Linked DNA regions of Homo sapiens: region 1 is linked to region 2. A link is an interaction called in ENCODE POLR2A ChIA-PET data of the cell type or tissue named here. Cell type or tissue: CD4-positive, alpha-beta T cell. All regions are shown on one strand. Region 1 holds the start of KIAA0232. Region 2 holds the start of TBC1D14 (TBC1 domain family member 14).

Region 1 (2,500 bases), 130 kb after region 2:
AAATCAAGACAGTTCTGCCATGATTTAGGGGTCTGTACCAAGAGTTCGGCAGGTCCTGTCACCTGCGCACCACAAGACGCAAGCTGAATTCTAGGGCAAGACGAAGCATTCCAACACGACACACACTGGTTTCTCCAGCGGGAAGAAGCAGAGAGCTCTAGAAATGCCGGCTGCAGACGCGTATTGTTGGAAAGGAGCCGGATCAGGCCCCGCAGCAACTCGGGGCGCCCTCGCGACAGGGTTTGCCGCGCAGCGCACGGATGACTGTGGGCCTGTCACTCCTAGCTCCAGCTGTAACCTTCGCCAAACCTTGCGCCGCACCGGCCCCGCCCGCCAGGCCCGCCCCCCGCGCCGCGCCCCGCGCCATAGGCCGGCGCGCCAGTCGCTCAGCCGGCCTCCCGGCCCCGCCCGCCTGCGGCCCTCCTCCCCCGCCCGGCGGTTTTCCCTTCCCGGGGCCCCAAAAGGACAATGCTGGAGGGGAGGGGAACGGAGGGAACGCGAGCGAGCGGCCCAGGCTGCCGGCCTGACCCCGCTGCCGGGGACGCCGGGCGCCTCCCACCGGCCGAAGCCTTCCTCCCGCGCCCACTTTCGGGGCTCTACGTCCTATCAAGTCTAAGCACCCCCGCCTCGTCTCCCCTAGAAGAGCCGCCCCGGCGCGGCGACACCTGCCCCAGGCAGGAGGCAGCCAACGGCAACCCATTGTGCGGACTCATCGTCCACAGCCCACCCGGGCGCAAGAGCCGCAAGCTGGTGTCCCGGCGTCCTGGGGTCGGGGCGGGGGTCCCAGGGCCCACAGCTCACCCGCACGCCCGGGCACCACCAGGATCGGGGCCGGTCAGGCCTCCCTCGGCTGGCCCCGGAGCCATCAACAGCGGCCCGGTCTCCCTTAGGCTGGCCCCGGAGCCATCAGCGGCGGCCCGGCCTCCCTCAGGCTGGCCCCGGAGCCCCCGGCGGCGGCCCGGTCTCCCTCAGGCTGGCCCCGGAGCCCTCGGCGGCGGCTCGGCCTCCCTTAGGCTGGCCCCAGAGCCCACGGCGGCGGCCCTGTCTCCCTTGGGCTGACCCCGAAGCCTTCGGCTGCGGCCCGGCCTCCCTCGGGCTGGCCCCGGAGCCCCACGGCGGCGAGCGTCCGGCCTCCCCGGCCCGCGCCCACCCGGCCGAGGGGCTGCTCCGCGCCCTCCCTCCCCGCCGCCTGCCCGCAGTACCTGCCGAGGCTGCCGGGCGGCGCGGCGGCCGGCGGGGGCGCCTCTCCTCTGGCTCCGAGGGGCTGCGGGCGGCTGCCGAGCGCCGGGCGGCCCTGGCCTGCGCCTTACGTAAAGCGGCGGCGGCGGCCCCAGCGCCACTCCGCGGAGGGCGGGAGGCGGCGCGCCGGGAGCCGCTCCGCTCCGTTACCCGGCAACTGGCCTCAGCGCCCCGCCAACCAGGGGCGCGCTCCATATCCTTCCGCCCGGGTGCCGGGATTACATCAGCGCCGGCCGGTCCCCGCCCCTGCCCCTCCCTCCGGCTGGGCTGCGGGCGCGCGCGGGCGGTGGGCCGCGGGCTGACGGCGCGAGGGGACAGGCCGGGGCTGGTGCCTGGCGGGTGGGGGTCTAGGGCCCGGGACGCGCCGTGCAGCTTGGCCGGGGCGGCGGAAGCCGCTGGGAGGTGAGAGGGCAAGCAGTAGAGAGGGCAGGCAGGAAGCGGGAGCCCCCCAGCGTGCTGGGCGTCGGAGAGGAGACGTCTCCCGCGGAGGGGCACGTGGGACTGCCCTCGGCAGAAGCCCCCGAACTCTGCCGCCGCGCCCCGCCCCCGGCCCGCGCTGGGGAAGTGGGGCTCGGCGTGCACGGCCCCGCCCGCGGCCCGGTGCAGCCCCCGCCTTCCCGGGCTCGCGCGCCACCTGTCCGCGCCCCCTCCTCGCCGCGTCCTGGGATGGCTGGAGTAGGCGGCTTAAAATAAAGACTTTAATTTTTTGTTGTTGTTGTTAAGGAACCCAGAAGACAAGCTAAAGAAATGTGACATGGCTCTTTTTTTATTAACTAGGCAAAAATAAATTCTGGAAGCTTCGAAAGTGGAAACCAAAAATGTGCATTAACCTTTTAATCAAAGTGTCTTCACAGCCACCTACCTTCCCTAAATGTGACTCCTAGGCCTGTTCTAAAAAAGCAAATAAGTATCATGGACCTGGAAAAGGAAGGGAGATTACTTAGAAGAAAGAGGTCCAATGGGAGGAGTGACTTACCTGGGGTCATTTGTTCATTTATGCAGCACCCACTAGGTGCCAGGCACTATGCTTTTCTGTTCAGAACCTGTTGGAGAATTTCCTGCACCAGCTCACGGGCTTGTGGGAGAAGCAGATGCTGAAACACTGGAGAGGGGTCATCTGCTGAGTTGGCTAGATGCTCCATGCATCCATGGAAGGACAAACCGAGGAACTGTCGCTTACGTACTATCTACAGAGTGTTTTTTCTGCGAACATATCTTTTTGTTCTTTACAAAAATCGTGGGACAAATCTTTGTCATCCGC
Region 2 (2,500 bases):
CCACGACTACCCTCCTCATCTAGCCTCAGTGCGTGAAATAACCAAGGTGATGCCCAGGGACCTCCAGTAGGGGCAAAACGCACCGGTGCCTATAAAACCTTCCCAAGCAAAGCTTCCAATTCCACGCTAGAGAAAACGGCGTCCTATGCAACTTTAGGACAGAAACGACTTCACGTGGCCTGGTCAGGCGCGGTCACCCCGGGGCTCGCAGAGGCTGGCTCTGGAGTCCACAGGGTCATTCTCCTATCCTCCTGACCAGCTGTTCCCATCAGGACCGCAACCCACAGCCTAGAGAGACTCCTGGCGGGAGGGAGACCAGGAGTCCCCGGACTTACTCCTCAAGGCAGCTACCCCGGCCCCGAGACAGTCCCCGGGCCAGGGTCTTCGCGGCCCGGTAATGGGAGGCTCCAAGGCGGAGGCAGAGAGATTCCCTAGCCCAGGGACAGACGGTTCGCGTGGGTGGAGGTCCAAGGAGGTCAGGGCTCCGAGATGAAAGGGGGTTTCGCGGGTCAGGGGCTCCAGGGGTAGAGGGGTCAGAGATGAAAGCGGGGTCAGGGGCTCCAAGGAGGAGGGTCCGCTGCCTGGGGACTGAGGGTCCGAGGTGGAAGGGGGCTCCGGGGTCGGGGTCTGGCGCACCGAGGCGCCTCTTCTCAGGCCGGGAGCCTCGCGTCGGAGTAGGAAAACTTTTCGTCAAGTTCCGTAAAGGAGCGGGACACAGCGCGCGCCTCCGCGAGGGCCGCCGAGTCCCGAGAGTCGCCCCCGCCCCGGAGGCCCCGTAACGGCACCCCGGGCGCCACGCACGCGCTGCCCTGGCGTGCAGGAGCCGCGGCCGCGCGGCGAGGGACACCCAGCAGGACCCGCGCCCGGCGACCTGCCTCGCCCCGGCCGCTCCCCGCCTCGGCCGGCGCTGCAGCAGGTGGCGGCCCCGCGCGCCCTGCCCTCCCTCGCGGCCCGCGGCCCGGCCCTCGCGGGAGGCTCTCAGTACCGGAGTTAGCGCGGCTCCGACGCCATCCCCGGGACCCGTGGGCCCGCAGCCCAGGCCCCGCGGGACCGGCAACTCGCGCGACGAGGACGCCGGGCACGCGGTAGGCAGCGGGTCCGACCCGCAGGTGCGCGCGAGCAGCCCGCGGCGAACAGCGGCGCGCACCCTCGCTTCGCCCCGCCCCCTCGCCCGCCCCCTGGGCACGCCCCCACGCACTTGCGCCCCGCCCCCTGCCGGCCCGCGCCCGTTCTTCCGCCCGTGCCGCCGCGTCTGGAGCTCGGCGCTCGCCCGGCTGTCCCTCTTCCGGGGGCCGCCCGCCGCGGGCCTCCGGAGCGGCGTCGCCGGCCCTTTTTTTTTGCCGGAGAACCAACCGGAGTGGCGAGGAGCTGCCTTGAGCGGGCCTTTGTGCCCGCAGGGCCCCCACGGACATCCGACAGGGGGCCCCTTACCTGGTCGGCTCCACCCGCAGCCATCTTGGAAGTGGGAAGCGGCCGGGAGGGGGAAGGGGCTCGAGCGGGCAGGGCTCAGGCGTAGGGAGCCGAGCGGCGGAGCGCATCGATGGGGCTCCCCTGCCCCGGCCGGTGTGCGGGAGACGGCCCGGGCCCCGCCGCGGAAGGGAAGCTTTGCGTGACACCGGAGCTCAGGCCCCGCCGCGGTGGTCTTGGGAGCGGCGCCGTGGCGTCCTCCCAGCCAGCCTCAGTCTCTTAATCTATAAAGGGCTTTTCCGAACGTTCTCTCTTATCGCGCTGTGACACGGTGCCTGGCGCTGTAGTTCCCAAACTGGTCTGCACTTTAGTATTGCCTGCGGAGCTTTTAATATTCTGAAGCCCAGGCCGATTAAGTCACAGTCTCTGAAGATGAGATGGAAGCATCATCAGTTTGGGAAGCTGTGTAATGTGCACGCGGGTTTGGAAGCCACTGGCCTGGCGTTATCTGCATATTTGGCCTCAACATTGCACAAACTCCAGAGACGGGATCTATGATCAGAGCCATTGTACAAAGCGGGAAACGGGCTCAGAGATGAAGCCCTCCGCCCAAGGACCCGGGTGGGTCAGTAGCTGAGAGGGGCAGAAGCCAGGTTCCCTGCCCCAGAGCCCTCCATGAGCTGGTAGAGAGTATGTGAGGAGCCCCTGTTGACGGGCAGTGGGTCTCCATTCCCCTTCTAGGCTGTGGGTTCCATGAGGAAAGCCGGGCTTATCTTGTTTACTGCTATTTTCCCTGGGCCTGGCAAATAGTTGGTATTTGACGTTATTGGGTTGTCGTTAGACTCTGGGGACTTGAGGGCAAGAGGAGAGACCCAGCGCTGGGAGCCAGAAGTCCTGGATTTCCACTTGGCTTTGGCTCCTGCCAACCAGGAGCCCTGAGGGTTGTCACTGGCAGATAAATTACCAGAGAGGAAACCCGGGAGAGACTGACTGCAGCCCAATCTAAGGGAAGACTCAGCCACTCAGAAAGGTCAGGGGCAGGAGGAGTTTCCGCATTACAGGAAGCATCTGGAAGCATGAAATGGAAGATTTG

The links. ChIA-PET counts read pairs that join two places held together with the same protein. Peaks named below come from ENCODE experiments on the same cell type or tissue, not always from the same donor. Only the 100,000 strongest peaks of a DNase experiment are listed, where the experiment ranks them.
Region 1: POLR2A ChIA-PET joins it to region 2 with 13 read pairs; 12 of 35 experiments call an interaction of 5 or more read pairs at or near these places.

Annotation. Positions count from the first base shown.
Region 1 is chr4:6,781,544-6,784,043 of GRCh38, reverse strand. KIAA0232 reads right to left here and starts at 1,317. Exons shown (of 10, transcript NM_014743.3): 1 at 1,203-1,317. RefSeq lists silencers at 228-997, 1,058-1,937. In CD4-positive, alpha-beta T cell, no CTCF peak of the experiment used is centred here; DNase peaks (open chromatin) are centred at 353 and 1,403; H3K4me3 peaks cover 1,857 bases; H3K27ac peaks cover 922 bases.
Region 2 is chr4:6,908,437-6,910,936 of GRCh38, reverse strand. It overlaps TBC1D14 (TBC1 domain family member 14), which reads right to left and starts at 1,111. Exons shown (of 14, transcript NM_020773.3): 1 at 986-1,111. RefSeq lists an enhancer at 375-444 and a silencer at 685-1,744. In CD4-positive, alpha-beta T cell, no CTCF peak of the experiment used is centred here; DNase peaks (open chromatin) are centred at 66, 1,286 and 1,486; H3K4me3 peaks cover 2,286 bases; H3K27ac peaks cover 1,168 bases.